Regions from separate parts of the Homo sapiens genome. Here regions 1 and 2 are each linked to region 3. A link is a loop called in an ENCODE intact Hi-C map of the cell type or tissue named here. Cell type or tissue: IMR-90. All regions are shown on one strand. Each heading gives the region's core, and the rest is flanking DNA. Links, peaks and the distances in the headings are about the cores only.

Region 1 (5,748 bases), core at 338-5,337, 390 kb before region 3:
TTACCCAGCACTGTCCAGGAACTCAAGAGAAAGAAAGGAAGCTGGAGAACAGAAGCAAAATCAAGCAGGGAACTCAATTCAAAAGTCATCGCAATGGTCATCCAAGTCCTTGACTAACCCTGCAACAGATAATCTGAGAAAGCAAGAAGTAGCTTTGTATACTGGTGCTCTTCATGGCTTTTCATTAAATTCATTCAAGATCTTTGTGATAAGCCTTCTTGTTATTTCATACTGCTTCATTTGTCCTCTGCCAATAAATTTTCAAAAGCAAGATGATGCCAATAATTCTCTTTTCTCCTCCACATTTGCCACAACACTGGACACATGAAGGTATTTGAAAATATTTATTTAACTGAATTGATTGAATGACTAGTTTCCCAAATGGGGTTAGTAAATTTCTATTTATCATATGGTAGAATCTAGCCCAATGTCTTGATGGATAAAAGAAAACAGTGTAAAGCACAAGGGAAAAATGCTTCACCTACGCTAACCTCTAAACCTTCATTGATTTTCAAGTCTTTGTTGCATTTTCTCTCCCAATATAATTTAAGACTTTTTCACAACATGAATTTCTACCAGGCCAAGCTTGAAACACATTATTTCAGCCTAGCTGAATTCACACACACACACCTCATATTATTTTTCCCTAAAGCACATGCTTTGTCTGTTGAGCTTTTGCTTAGCACAGCTCCTAGCATCTTGCATAGCTGTCTGCTCACATTGGACATTTAATACATACTTTGCTGTTTTAAGCAGACTCCTGAGAGACTCTTTCAAATAACCCAAGTCTAGGGATGAAATAAAATCTCCAAAGCTGTTTTTAAAGAAGGTATCAAAGAAGGGATGCCAACAGCCATCGCACCTTCTCCTCAACCACTGTGTCAGAATATGCCCCTGAAAGCAGAGTTTCTTCACATTTATGGTTTCCTGTGGTAAGTATCTGGCTCGCCTTGAACTCTAACCACCTGGACCTCATGGCATGTCATGGTGGATTCTCTCTTTGCTTGCCTTGCCTCTCTTGTTGATTGGATGAATGCTTTACCTCCTAACCCAGAGCAAACACAAACTGGCTTCCTCTTGCCATGTCATAGGACCCTGGGCTCTAGATTTCCAAATTGTACTTTTTACCACTCACTTGAATTATATTTGGCTGTTCCATGCCTGGCTCCTTTGGACCATAATAACCCTGGTGCTATCCATGATCTTTCCTTCTTTTCATCCTTCCTTCTCTACTTTTCATTCTCCTTTTGGACAGACATTAAATGAGGATTTACTGTTACTCTAAAGAAGCAAAATTGAGGAAGACAGAGTTTTTTACTTCAAAGAAGTCATAATCCAATGAAAGAAACTGCCAATTAAACAAGCTGTTAGCACACAATATGATAAATATTTTCTTGATATATACACAGTGAATTGCTTCATTCTTCTGAGCAAAGGCAGGGAAAAAGCTACAAAGCAGATGATGATGTCTGACCTAAATTTTAAGGACTATCAATTATTTTGCCTAAATGCTATGCTATTGGCCAATGTTTTCATACATTACTTCCAGGCAATATGAAAAAGAGAACTTGTAACATTAGATTTACATCCTAGAAATTTCACTCAGGTAGGTTTGGGTGACTTGAGGAGAAGGTAGAAAAATCTGTTGTTTTTAGAATTTTTAAAACATAATTAAGCCTTTTATCTGTTTTTCACAGTTCATTATATTTACCATTTTCCTTTTATTTAGTAAAAGTATTTAATGATGTCTTAAAGGGTGTCATGATAGTAATAACAAAACAATAATCCCAGATGTTCCTGAGAGAATTTCTATATTTTATTGCTGAATTTTAAAAATTACTAAATATAACTAAATTACCAAAAAATTATTAGTTAAAAGTTTAAACCATTACTAAAATATATATTCACTTTTATTACTAACATGGTTTTTAAAAATTATCATACATGTTTTTATTATAAAATATAAATATAAGAATTGTCACATATAAATAATCAACCATGATTGCCCTTATATATGGGTAAAATTTTACTACTGATTTACTTTGTATGAAGGTATGTCTATAATTATCTGATACTGAAATTTAAAATTCTAGTATCAGAGATGAGGCTTTAGATTTGATACAAAGTCATTTTCCAAAAATACCCTAAAGTATTTCAGTGGAACACTGACTGCAGCGATAACCATTATCAGACAACAGCACCTTCAAGAGAATTAGATTACCAAATGTGCTTCACCTGATAACTAAGTTCAAGTAGATTACTCAGAAAATGGGATTCTTAACAGAGTGGTGAAAATACTAAGAAAGAGATGAGAACTGGCCTAGGTAAGATTTTTAATCACAGGCACTAGAAAGCATAAAACATAAGGGTATTGTGTGTTTTAGGGAAAGATGGGATAATATAAGATAAGACAAGAAATCAGAAAAGAGAAGAAAAGCAAAGATATAATCACCATTTTTTCTATAACTGACCAAAAACTCTTCTCAGGATGAAGCTTACAGAGAAAATTATTATGCACATTAAAATAGTTAAGGGGTGGGAGTTGTTTCAGAACCAGCACCAGATATAAACACCAAAGTTCACTCCTCTAGTGAACTAGAACTAGAAATTTGTTGTCAATTAACTGAGAATGCTGAAAAAAACTACTGAAGGTTCTGAAAAGCAAACAAATCAGGCAGATGCCAGAGATAAAAGAAAACTGGGCAATATTTTCTTTTGTTGTTGTTCATTCTCACAACTTTGTATCCAGGGTGAACTCCAGTCATAGAGTGGTTTGGCAGTGGCAGCAGCCACAAAACTTCTAGGGGAACCCCATATTTCTGCCTGGAAGTAGGTCCTGCATGCTGGAGAGTGTAAGGGAATCCCAGGATATTGAGACCTAGAAAAGGAGATCTACTAAATCTGTAAATCTATATAAGGCTCAGGCTTACTCCTCATCTGTGCATGTGTGGGGCAGACCCAAACCAGCACAGTAAGGCTTTGAGAAATAAACTGAGATTTAAACCACTGCCCATATCTCAGACTAGCATCTGAGTTTTTCATGTCAGGCACACACTCAAACTAGCATTGAAAATGCTTTGAGAACTGAACTGAGATATAAACCACAGCCATAAAAGATCGGACAGAACACTTGATCTTAACCAACGCAAGTTGTTTGCCTTCTCCAGAGGATTATTCATCAACATTCCCCAGAGGATTATAACCAGATCCAGAGACTGTACATTATAACATTCACATCATCCAGGATAAAAGCCAAGATTACTCAACATGGCAAGAACCAGGAAAGTCTGACCAATTCTCAAGGGAAGATACAATAAACAGATGCCATTCCCAAGATGACTCGATGTTGGAACTATTAGGCAAAGGCTTTAAAGCAGCTGTGATAGTTATGCTCTGTGAGTTAAAGAATAACACATTTAAAAAGAACGAAAGGTAAGAGTTCTTAGAGGAGTGCATACTACAAAAAATAACCGAATGGACATTTTGGAACTGAAAAAACAATATCTGAAATTTAAAAAATTACCAGATGGGCTCAGCAGAAGTTTGGAAACAAGAGAGGAAAGAAATCAGTGCATTCAAAGATGAATCAATAGAAGTTATTGTTAAAGGATCTTTGGGGTGTCACTTTTCTGGCCTGAAACCTCTGGCCAGTGGCACCTTAGCACAAGCTTTGCTAGGGTCCACTGGGCGCATTCCACCCATTCAGCCTGGCAGATTGTGCTCAGCTCACACTACCGGTCTGGCTTCCACACCTGCCAAGGGTGAGTGAGGTGTGCAGCAGCGAGGGGTGTGTGAGCAAGCGCAGGGTCCAGCCACTGCACAGACACACTGGCTGCTGCAGCTGGTCAGGTGCCCCAGGTGCCAGCATGGACACCAGCTCTCTGCGAGGCTGTGGCTGGACCAGGTACACTGCAAGCAGCTTCCCAGCTGGCACCGGGGAATGCAGTGGTGCCTGGAAGCTTGTACATGCCAGGTACCACAGGATCCCAAAGAGGGAGTCACAGCCCTGGCTTGGAAAGCTCCTAGGTCTGGTATCCATGAGGGGCCACAGCTCTTCTCTTCTTCTCTTCACCTACAATGTGGCAAGCAAGGGGCATGTGTCAGCTCTGTTTGTGTTATAGCTCTTTTAGCTCCACCATTCAGCAGGTCCTGAGTTCTTGTCCTGCAACCGGGAAGAATGAAGTATGCCGACAAGTGGGGGGTGAGCAAATTGAAGAAGAGCTTCATTGAGCAACAGAATAGCTCAAAGGAGGTCCACAGCGTGTAGCTCCTTTCCACAGCCAGGTGTCCTGACAAGTGTTCAACTCCTAGCAGAGAGGAGGCCCTGGAGTGGGTTGCTCCTCTCTGCAGGCAGGTCATCCTATTGTCTTCCCAGCTCCTAGCTAAGAGGAGGCCCTGGAATGGGTTGCTCCTCTCTGCAGGCAGGTGATCCCATTGTCTTCCTAGCTCCTAGCAGAGAGGACGCCCTGTAGTGAGTTGCTCCTCTCTGCAGTTGGTAGTCCAGACATCTCTGCAAGTCTCTGAAGACCTCAGCAGAGAGGAGGCCCTAGTGTGGGTAGTTCCTCTCTGTAGTTGGTCATCCCAACATTTCCTGCTATCAGCAGAGAGAGTAGCTCCTCTCTGCCACTGGTCCTCCTGTTGTCCATTCAGCTCTGGCTGAGACTTAGGCTTTTATGGACATCAGTGGCGAGGAAGTACACACTGATTGGTCCATTGACAGCCATGGGAAGCCCAGAAAAGACACTACAAATTCCCACTCTGGTCTGTAGGACAGGTAGCCCAGCTCCCAGCCTTCAGGCTCCCCCTGGCCTGAAGGTGGGTCCTCAACAGGGACCTGCCCCCTTCTGCTCAGGAATCTATCTCCTCCTGCTGCCATTCATGGTGCCCTGGCCTGGCCCCAACTTTGCTCCAAGATCAGAGCCAGGGATGACAGCAGGGAGAAGCCAGGCAGTGGGAGCAGGCATTTCCAAGCCTGCAAGGTCAGGGGTGCCTTCCCCGGCCCCCAAGAGCAATTTGGGAGGCTGCAGTTGTGCTCTGGTGGGTGGAGCTTCTTCCTGCTCCATGTAGTGGGAGGCCTAAGTCTGTAGCCACAATTTGGGTGGCTGCTGTGGCACCTGGGGAGCTCCCACCCCAATTCAGAAGAGGCAGGGATGTTGCTTTTCCCTTCCAGCTCCATGGATTCCTCAACCCTGGTGGTGCTTCCCTGCCGCAGCTCGCATGATGGCAGCAGCAGGCCATCTGGAGCTGCAGCTGCCATCATTATCTAATCTGAAGAAAAGAGATAAAACTATATTTTTTAATTAGCAGGCCTTAGAGACCCATGAGACATTATCAAAAGGTCTCCATACAGGACATTAGAATCCCAAAAGGAAAGGAGAAAAAGATTCAGGTAGATTACTTGAAAACACTCATGGTCAAAAATTTAGTAAGTATTGGAAAAAGATATATGTTAACAGATTCAAGAAGTCCAGCATGTCCTTATTGGAAAACAATTCTCTATGGCATTTATGCACATTTTATATCAGCTTTCATTTCAGATTATATTTTCAAGCATGTCTGTATAGCAAATAACCTTGAGTAATAGAGACAGTATCTCCCTCTGAGGCACAGGGTAGATTTGTTTCATGACCATTATAATAAAAGATAATGTCTTTTTTCAGGCAAAAGTTGGGTATATCTGTTATCAGTACCCTCTCAAATTTCAGGCTTTCCTCAGCTATAATTCAACTCTATTACGCATACAGCATT
Region 2 (5,748 bases), core at 380-5,379, 590 kb before region 3:
TTAAGAGTTAAAATAAGGACTTCACAAGCTTTCAGAGTCAAAAATATATAAAGTGACTTAGCAACAAATTAAAATAGTATATCTTAGAAATTTATTTTTCTGCTCAAATATTTTCCTATACCTAGTTCTGCATTCTGCCATTCCTCAATTGATCATTCACAAAAAGGAAATCTTCTTTCCTAAAAGTAGTTTGACATTCCCTTAAGGATCCAGATCTGTTTGCAGGCATCTCATTTAAGAAGCATTCTGATGTGATATGGAAGGAATTAAGAAGGAAGGAAATTGATCTGATCTAATTTGATGTAACATAAGCCAAGTGGTTTATTATAGACAAATTCCCTCAACTGTGAGTTGTTGCCCACTGAAGGAAGTTTCATATAAATGATTACATGAATGGGGAGATGTAAAAATCTGCCAGATACAGTCACCACAATATTAATTTTCCTTCTCCATAAACAGTATTTCATGGCCCTCCAACGAGCTGCATCCAAGAAAAGTCACTCAAATGCAAATTTAAAAACAGCCCTATATAAAGGTGATGAAGTTCACTACCCAGATCTAGAGATTTGAGGGAGTATAAGAAGTCAAAAAGATGTCAATCACAGGAAACCATCAATCTCCAATCCTTTACAGATCAAAATCTCCTCTATCACAAATATTGAGTCATCTCCAAAATATCACAGTTAAATTTTACAAGAGATAAGAAAAATGAAGATAGTCCCAGCCAAAGACATGGCTTCTCTAGTTCTCACTTTGAATTATTTGCAAGGCACATGTATATATTTATTTATTCCAATAGGGAATTATGGCAACATGGCAGTGAGGAGTTCAGAGTAAATGGGAGAAGCTCAAGACATTGGGTTAGACCAGAGATATTTCAAGTGGGAGCCTTAACCTAGTACTGTCCAGGAAAAGTAAGTTTAGAAAGTGAGAGTAAACTTAAAAGTAAGAGTATATGTTTAATAATATTACAAGATATCCATCCTCAACAGAGTGTAAATATAAAAGTATGATGATGATTATGATGTTCAAAATTGTGCCATGATCTTGATCAGTCACATTTGACAGTACGAAATACTAACATTGCAAAAGTGTGTTACTATTCATTTCATAGTAGATACTTTTATTATTCTCATTATGTAGATGAGGCAACTAATTCTTCAAGAAGGTAGTTGCTTTGCTCAAAATCACTCAGGTAGGAATTAGTGGAGGACAGATTAAAATCCAGATCTTCTGACAGAAGATCTCACAGCTCAGAAACTAGGTTGTGTGCAATTAAGCCCCTCATCCCCATAAAAGTTACTTTCTTCAATCTACTCTGGCCTTTTGAGTTAGAGAGTACAATAAAGCCTATTGCAACAATATCAGGTCTAGTTGAACCTGGCCTGGAACCTCGCTTCTACAGATCTACAGAGCCAGCAACATGGACATCATCTATCTTATTAGACACGCAGAATCTCAGGCCTCATCTAATGCTTATTAGACACACAGAATCTCAACCCTCATCCAATGCCTCCTAAGTCAGAATCTTTATTCCTACATGGGGATTCAGATGCACTTTAAATCTTAAAAAGCACTGGCCCACAACTCTAATAGTACCTTATTGCCAACCTGTGGTTGATTACCAAGCCTCGATTTACCAATTCTCCCACCTACTTTAGAGACTTGGAGTTAGAGCTAGATAGGCCTGAGTTCTGTGTGAACTTGCATAAGGAGATACAGTTTTTTCATGTGCAAATGAGGAAAATAACTCATTCTTCCCAAGGGTTGTCATTAGAATTAAGAGAAGATATATATATATGTTATATATATATATGTTATATAGATATGTCATATATGTTATAGATATGTTATGTATGTTATATATATGTGTGTGTATATATATAGTACTATATATGTGTGTATATATATACACTATATATACACATATACACATATATACACTATATATACACATATATAGTACTATATATACACATATATAGTACTATATATACACATATATAGTACTATATATATACACACATATATATATAATATCATCAAACATATATGTATTTGATGATACACACAGTAGGTACCCAATAAGTAGTAATTCCATCACTTCTTCCTCAGCCCTCACATCACTATTGACCACCATCCTTACTTACTCCCCTATAATTGACCTCAGCTAAATCCTCATTTCCATCTTTTTCGAGTCCTGATTCTAGTTCTCACTCAGCTGACATTTCCTGCCCCCTTTCCATCTTCAAAAGGGGTTCCTTTCTGGCTTGGTATGGTCTGCCATTCCCACCCTCTTCAGATAGCATCCCAGAGCAACCAACTCACAGCACATGTGCAGAGATATCACATGTGGATTGCCTAGCAAAGCTCTGTTTCATTTGCATGCTTTTGAATTCACTTGCATGCCTCCAGGTAGAGCATGTACTCTCAACTTGGCCACAGACCTTCATCACCTTTTGTCTTTCATTGGTCACATTCACAGAAGTATGTTTCTTGTCACATCTCTATAGGCACTTGTGTTTGTGAGTTTTTACACCTCAACTCCTTTAGCTTTTATCCTTATTAACTACGGAGGATAAAAGGGCAAAGGGTTTAACCCCCTGGCTAATTACAGAGGTCCCTGCACAAGCACTTGCCCCCGCCGATGACTTTCGTTGTATGTGGTCCTCTGCTGCCCCCTACGGGCCTCTTCCCACTTTGCCCACTGGCCTTGATTAATGTCTGTTCAAAACCGTTAAGAATCCTTGTCCTGATTTCATAGTGCAGTATATAGAGTGTACCCAGGTAAAACTGCAAGGTTTCACATTGGAAAGAATAACTTGAAACATAAAATACACTCCCCAACTAACAGTACTTCCTTTATAAGGTTCTATCCATAGTACTTATCTCACTTTCTTAAAAATACATAATTACTTGTCTATGTATGCCCCCACTAAATGGAAAGCACTGTCAGGGCCACATAATCCAGCCTTGGGCATAGGGGAAATACCCCAGAGGAAAGGATGCCTAGCTAGACTCACAACAAGTGAGTAGACTATAGCTTGACCAAGGACATGAAACTAAGAAAAAGCTAGAGTCTTTGAAGAAATAATCAAAGTTCAGCATGGTTAAAAAGTTGAACATTGTAAGCAGAGGTACATTAGAGGGAGAAAGTAGGAAAAGAGGAAATTGGAAGTGTAAGTTAGGTCCAGATCATTAAGGACTATATTTAAAAGTTTATAATTTGTTCTAAGAACAAAGATGATCAACTGCTGGGTTTTAAGCAGAAAGTATAGTCATCAGGTTAATATTTCTGAATGATCACCCAAGAGCATTATTACAGCAAACCAGGCAATAGAAGATGATTGTCTAGACTAGATGAATTGAGGTGAGGGGGGAGAGAAGTAGACGGAGAGAAGTAGATGGAGCCTGGAGAGATTTAGAAGATGCAATCAACATAGACTACAAAGAGAAGAGATAAATGAAGAATGACCACGTTTCTATTTTGGATCACTGGGAACATATGGTGCTAGAATTAACTGAGATCAGTATCTCAACACAAAATACCATCAAAGAAAAAACAACAACAATAAATTGAACCTGATCAAAATTTAAAATTTCTGCTCTTCAAAAAACACTATTAAGAAAATTAAAGGGCAAGGCTCAGACTCAGAGAAAATATTCACAATACATATATCTGAAAAATGACTTGTTTCAAAAATACAAAAAGAACTTTCACAATTCAATGAGACAAAAAAGCCAATAAGAAAACGGGAGAAGATCTGTACAGACACTCCACAAAAAAAGATATACATATGTGTGTGTGTGTATACATATATATATGTATGTGCATACATATACATATATATATGTATACACACACACACATATATACAATGACATATGAAAATATGCTTACCATATTTAGTCATCAGTGTGATGCAAATTAAAACCATAAGATAATATTATATAGCCATTACAATGGCAACATTTTTAAAAACTGTTAATACCATGTCTTGGCAAGAGTATAGAACAACTGGAAATCTCATACATATATTTCCAGAGGGAATGTAAAATGGTATACCTGCTTTAGAAAACAGTTTCCCAGTTTTTATAAATTTAAATTTACATTTACCATATAACTCAACAATTCCCCTTCAAGGTTTTCAACCAAGAGAAATGAAAATATATGCCCATATGAAGACCTATAAGCAAACGTTCAATACGACTTTATTCAAAATGGCCAAACAACGCAAATGTATTTCGATAGGTGAATTGTGACATATTCATACAATGAAATACTATGCATCAATAAAAAGGAATGAACTATTGAAACACACAACCACCAAGTGCATCTTTAAAAAGACTTTGTTAAGCAAAAGAAGCTACACACAAAAGTGTACATTCTATATGATTTCCTTTAATATGAAACTCTAAAAAAATGACAAGTCTAATATATAGGTATAGGAAACTGATCAGTGATCCCTTGGGGCTCCAGTGGGATTGATTAAATAGAAAGGAACATAAACATTTGAAGGTGATGGAAACATTCTATATCTTGATTGTGGTGGTGTTTACATGGGAGCGGAGTTCAGGGGTGGCTGAATTTGTCAAAACCCATTGACACACACTTAATATGGTGCATTTTATCATTTATGTCAATAAGGTTGACTTAAACAAATAAATTAAAAACTAGATACTTGGTAATTTGAAAGGTCATAAATGACAATTCATGAACTCTACATGATGAAGTTCTTCTCTTACTTCTCTGGAGCCTCTTTTAATTGAATTCTAATAGCAAGACACAATGACATGCTCTCAACATTATAATGAAGTACAACAAAAATCCATTTTCAAAATTTTTTAAATTAATGTGTGATACAAATCATTCATGCTCCCCCATCAAAAAGAAAATATTTAGTTCAGTATAATAGTTTTAGAATATTTGTACTCAGTGAACCTTGCTGCACATATCATCCTTTCTAACAAAAGGCATAGTTGAGTCATCACAAAAGTGAAAATAATAACAAATTAATGTGGCGGAATGAAAAAGAGGCTATGCTAATGATCGGTGATAGCACAACCACTAAACAGCTGCTCAGTTCTCTCCAGAATCAGCCTTATCCTCAGCTACATTTTCTGGAGCATTTCTCTTCTGGCTTTGAACCATCTGTCATTTGGCAGATAAGCTGTATTCCGAGACATCTATATTCAACTGCCACTTTTCAAACCCTGTGAGTATGGACTAATTCAAGACGAGACTATGATGGTCTATTTTAACATTTTGTTTTCCTTAGTTTCATTCAAAATCCTATCACGTAAGGGAAAAATTTAGAAAACTTCAATGGCAAAATGTAGCATAATTGCTTCTAGGAAGTTTCCCTTACCTTCTGTAAGCTTTTAGTGGCAATTCAATAAATTTTCAAGCCTTGCAAAGAAGGAGAATACCATACTATTACCTCTAGTCAATAATGAAGATTCGCTGGGGATTCAGCTAATTCAGAAGCCTTACAGGTTTCCAGCATCTGTAGTATTTTTCTCCTTAGCTACATTTAATCCCAGTCCTGAATACAATATTTTAATTAGTTATGACCATATTCAGTTATCATCTTCCTGCTTCCAAACTGTATATATCACATGAGAAATGGAAACAAAATTCTTTCTTGATCTTTGAAATAACCCAGAGTACCCAGTTAATTTCCAAATCTATATTCTTAGTTGAATAGAAGAAAATGAAATGGAACCAGCTTTCTGAGCTAAATAGAA
Region 3 (5,000 bases), core at 1-5,000:
TGATCGAAATCTGCTTTTGGATATTCTTTTCTTTTCTGCACATGTTTAAGCATCACAGTGAAAAGTGGGTTCTAGTAACAGGTAGGAGAAACCAGCTGGGAATATTCCTGTGCAAAGCTACTGATTAGAAAAAGTGGTGGCCGGGTGCAGTGGCTCACGCCTGTAATCCCAGCACTTTGGGAGCCTGAGGTGGATGTATCACAAGGTCAAGAGATTGAGACCATCCTGGCCAAATGGTGAAACCCCGTCTCTACTAAAAATACAAAAATTAGCTGGGCATGGTGGTGTGCGCCTATATTCCCAGCTACTCTGGAGGCTGAGGCAGGAGAATCGCTTGAACCTGGGAGGCAGAGGTTGCAGTGAGCCAAGATCATGCCACTGTACTTCAGCATGGTGACAGAGCAAGACTCCATCTCAAAAATAAATACATAAATAAAAAAGATAAAGTGGAGATCTCACTAGCCACATCAACAGCAATAGTGTCGAACATTTACTGGCTGCTTACTAGGAGGCATGCCCTGGGTCACATACATCCATGCTGTATTAGTTTGCTAGGGCTGCCATAACAAAGCACCACCAACTGGGAGCTTAAACAACAGAAATGTATTGTCTCACGGTTCTGGAGGCTAGAAGTCCAAGATCAATGTGTCAGTAGTGCTGGTTCCTTCTGAGGGCTGTCGGGGAGAACCTGTTCCATACCTCTCTCCTAGCATCTTATCGTTTGTTGGCAATTTTGGGCATTTGTTAGCTTACAGATGCCTCATCCTGATCTGTGCCTTCATCTTCACAGTGTTCTCCTTGTGTGGGTACCTCTGTGTCCAAATTTCCTGTTTCTATAAGCACATTAGTTGCACTCGACTAGGGCTCACTCTAATGACTTCATGTTAACTTGATCATCTGCAAAGACTCTATTTCTAAATAAGGTCACCCTACAGGTACTGGGTGTTTGGACTTCAACACGTTTTCTGGGACACAAACCAACCCCTAACACATGCATTGTCTCATTCAGGCTCACACCAGCATCATGAGGCAGGGGCTATGATTACTGACATTACAAACCAAGACGGTGAGACTTAGAAAGCTTTGCTTACGCTTTTCTATTGCATCTACTACAAAGATAGTAGAACTATGGTATGGATGCAGACAGTTTGATGCAAAAAACCATGCTCTTAATCACCACATGAGATTTCCAAAAGAGCATGAGGAACTTTCTCCACCTTTCAGTTGCTTGGCCATAGGTTACACACTGGAGTCATCCACTCTACTCAGAAGAATACTAGCTACCCTTGGTTGAACACCTATTACATACATTACATTATCTCATTTAGTCCCCTAAAAAAACTTAGAAGTTCAGTACTCTTTATCCCAGTTCACAGATAAGCATATTGAAAGTCAAAGAAGTAGAGAGCAGCTGGCCAAGAAAGCAAGAAAGAGTTGAGCCAGGATTCAGGTTGCCCCCGGCCACTACCCATCACCACTTGAGCCTGAAGATGTATTTTCTCCACTGTGCTGTGCTGCCTTTCATGCAAAGCTCAGGGCATACCAGGCTATGATTCACTCACATGAAAAAATCAGAGGTCTGAGTAAATCTCACAGTGCTCATTTTTAAAAGGGTACACAAAAAAATCTCAATTCCAAAGAATTTGGATCAGCCAAGAGAAGGCATGGGAAAATATCAAATGTTTGTATGATTACCTGGGCAACCTTTTCTGTGCTATGTAAATGTGTAATGACTAATCAACCAGGACGGCCAAGGGATTTGTTTCTAGAGATAGGCAATTTTCATTTGTGCCTGTGATTGGCTCAGCTCTGCGTGTGAAGAGGGAAAAGGCTTCCGTTTATTTAGCATAATGATGGACCAAAACAAAAGAAGAAATCATTTCACTCATGCTTAGGTAAGACATTTCCATCTTTCTTAAATCTTTGTGTGTCTATTTTTGTGTTCATAGCAACCGGCAGACTATTTAGAACAGAAATGTGCATGCGTTGAGTACAAAGCGAAGACAGCATTGGGCGGTGGGATGCGTGCTGAAGAGGGATAGCTAATGTTTGGCAAGTGTCAAAAACAAATGGCCATTGATCAGGAAGAATCCTGAGCAAAATAAGATCAAGATTTTCTGGGGGCTATTGACCATTACCAGTTTTCACTTTTCTGACATTCATTAAAAAAAAAAAAATACAGATCCTGATTCCCTGGAGCTTTGCAGTTTGCCAACTTTCTGAGGGCATTGCTAGATTTATAGTGCCATCATGTGGCCACTTCTCAATCTGTTCAAAAATTCTGCTGGATCTAAGCCTGGCAGGATGACTGAATGATTCCAGTTTCATGGTGTTGGGAGGCTTATAGAACAGTGCTGGCTAGTCACACATCTGATGCTGGCAGCAATAGTGTGCTGGGGAAGGGGTTAAGAAAGAAAGAGCTGAGAGGCTCCCTGCAGGCAGAGCAGGGGCGGGACAAAGAGAATCCAGACAGTTGGACTTGGCCGTGGGGACAGGCAGCTGGCAGAGAGGACATTTACCCAGTGGGGGTTAGGGCCATACTAGTGGGCTTGGGTTCATACGCAACACTTTCATCACTGAGAAGAATGTGGCTAGGCTCCAACTCTCGTGGGGTAGGTGGGACTGGGAAATAAAATAGCAACTGGAGCTAAAACCCAGTTACAGTCTTCCCTGGTCACTGGCTCTTAGAAGAAGACAGGCATTCCATGCACCTCACTCAGGAGATCACCAGAAGTCCAGCCAAGCCCTGCCTGGGCTCCTTCCCAGGAAAGTGCTTCTGCTGACACTCTCCTGGCCACGATCTTCTTCCCAGCAGAGGAAGAAATCTTGTCCATATAGGAGAAGTTGAGGTATGGAGTTTCATTGCTAGGCAGGGAACTAGGGTGGGTGGGTTGACAGTAAGCAGGTTATAGGTTCCATGGAAATAGACAAAGACCAACCAAATGAGAAAAAGCAAAGGCTATTTATTCTGAGCTTGCTATAGCAATGAAGTTGGCCACCATCACTTGCATTTTGTCAGAGACCCCATCACAGGCAAAGCACTGGGAAAGCTTTAGAGTGGAAAAAAAGGGAAGTCTTGAGGTGTGCCCTGATGGGAGGCTGTTGGCCTGGGGAAGCTGCAGGTGGGCTAACTGGAAGCAGGGCACACTGTGTGATTGGTTAGGGGTAGGTACAGATTTGGCTTTCTCTGGTTGTTCCTAAATTTAAAATGGTGACAAAAGTTAGGGAAGCTGTCCGTTATTAATCAGGTCCTGGCCATTTCTGGCTGATTGTTACAGAAGTTATTGTTCAGCTTCCTGGATTGTCACCAGAGACAGCAGCCTGGCTTCCTACAAGTCTGAGTTCGAGCAGGCTGACTTCCTGGGTTATTTATTGTACATAAGGGGGTTGGTTTCCTTCTCTGGTACAGAGAGTGGGTCAAAGATCTATTTTTACATGTGGTCTGGTCTGTTTCTAGATTCAGTCTATCATCTCTGAGTCATCCCTGCTATGACTCAAGCAAGGATCAGCCTGGCAAGAGGTGGTGGGGGTTGGGAGCCCTCATCTTATGTCAGCAAACAATGAGGAGTTGGAATTGGCAAAAGGCCCCACCCACCCCACCCTATCCCCAGTCAGAATCAAGTCTTCAAGGGGACAGGACCAGTTGGAAGCCCAGCGGTTAATACCAGGTTGTATCATCGATCAGACCCACAGCTAGGATGCACCCACGCTAAACCCTCTTCCAGCCACTACTATGTAGCTGAAGCAACTTGATTATTTGCTGCCTTAGTCATGACTGGATGAGGAACTTGGAAGAGACTTCAGATTCAGGAGAAAGAGGAGGAAGTGGTGCTTGTGTTCGTGGTATTGATGTTAGGGTGGCACATTTTGTAGGCATCTGGGAGACAAAAAAACAAAAAAAAAAAAAACAGAGCCTGCCACTGCCCCCGCTGGATGTCTTAGTGCCTCTAACTAGGGTTTGGGGCCCTGGCTCTATCCTGATAATAAACTACATTTGTTTTTTTCTGGAATGTAGTGACTATCATGTGGAAAGGGCAAGAGCTATAAATGCAAGCCTGGGGGTGCACATCTCTGGGAGGAAACCCTGGGTACAGGCACTCCTTTTTAATTCAAGGAGAGTTGGAAGAGCTCCAATCTGTGCACCAGGGGAGAGGGTGACTATTCCTTTCCTGCTAGTGATTTTAACTCTACTCCCATTTTTACAGCATCTCTCATCTGGGAAAAGATACATGTCGACCAACAACCCCCATACTATGCTGACATTATTCCTTATTTGTCAAATTCATATGAGCCAATTGGTGACACCGAAACCCTAGTTATAGCAAAACTGACTGTATTATGAATAGTATCTGGAAATGGGAAAATATGGGTGATTTAAGCTAGGCATAGTGGCTTATACTGGTAGTCCTTGCTACTTGGAAGGCTGAGGCAGGAGGATCGCTTGAGCCCAGGAGTTCAAGGCTGCAGTGGGCTGTGATCACGTCACCACACTCCAGCCTGGGTAACATAGCGAGCCTCTGTCTCCAAATAAACACACACACACACACACACACACACACACACACACACACACACGTAAGTTAATCGGGAAAGGCACTGAAGAGCAGATGGTATATAATTTTTCTCATTTCTAGCAGTCTTGTTCTGTGTGAACATGTGGAGCACACTGCGGGCCAGTGTGGAATGTACAGAGTTCCCCAAATTTCAGTCATTAATTTTGGCCATATCTATACTCAGCCTACATAGTTCCTCAATGTTTTCCTTTAAATTTATTTATTTATTTTTAATTATATTTATTTTGAAAGGGAAATTATATCACTATTGAAAATGAAAAGTCAATATCACCTGTCATAAATAGAAGGTAATCCTAACTATAAATACATAACTAAACAAATCAAACTCTTCACCCATAGACTGTCCCCAGATGGTCTCCTATGCCGCTAGTGGTACTAGTGCCACATTTGGGGAAATACCTGTGCAATACTAGTTAAGAGCTCTGG

What was found. Hi-C counts contacts between places; a loop is a spot of excess contacts. Peaks named below come from ENCODE experiments on the same cell type or tissue, not always from the same donor. Only the 100,000 strongest peaks of a DNase experiment are listed, where the experiment ranks them.
Region 1: a loop joins it to region 3, with 6 times the contacts of the local background. A loop is called at or near these places in 4 of 110 quality-filtered maps.
Region 2: a loop joins it to region 3, with 3 times the contacts of the local background. A loop is called at or near these places in 18 of 110 quality-filtered maps.

What each region holds. Positions count from the first base shown.
Region 1 is chr6:119,538,733-119,544,480 of GRCh38, reverse strand. No RefSeq gene overlaps it. Among named protein-coding and RNA genes, the nearest start is that of MAN1A1, 190 kb to the right of the region's middle. In IMR-90, for the core only: no CTCF peak of the experiment used is centred there; a DNase peak (open chromatin) is centred at 3,240; H3K27ac peaks cover 1,090 bases.
Region 2 is chr6:119,739,313-119,745,060 of GRCh38, reverse strand. All of the region lies in intron 2 of LOC105377975 (a long non-coding RNA gene), which reads right to left. Among named protein-coding and RNA genes, the nearest start is that of MIR3144, 270 kb to the left of the region's middle. In IMR-90, for the core only: a CTCF peak has its summit at 2,683 (motif pointing left); no DNase peak of the experiment used is centred there.
Region 3 is chr6:119,145,973-119,150,972 of GRCh38, reverse strand. It overlaps a transcript of FAM184A not described here. Among named protein-coding and RNA genes, the nearest start is that of FAM184A, 70 kb to the right of the region's middle. RefSeq lists an enhancer at 3,459-3,528. In IMR-90, for the core only: a CTCF peak has its summit at 2,245 (motif pointing left); DNase peaks (open chromatin) are centred at 2,252 and 3,472; H3K4me3 peaks cover 174 bases; H3K27ac peaks cover 548 bases.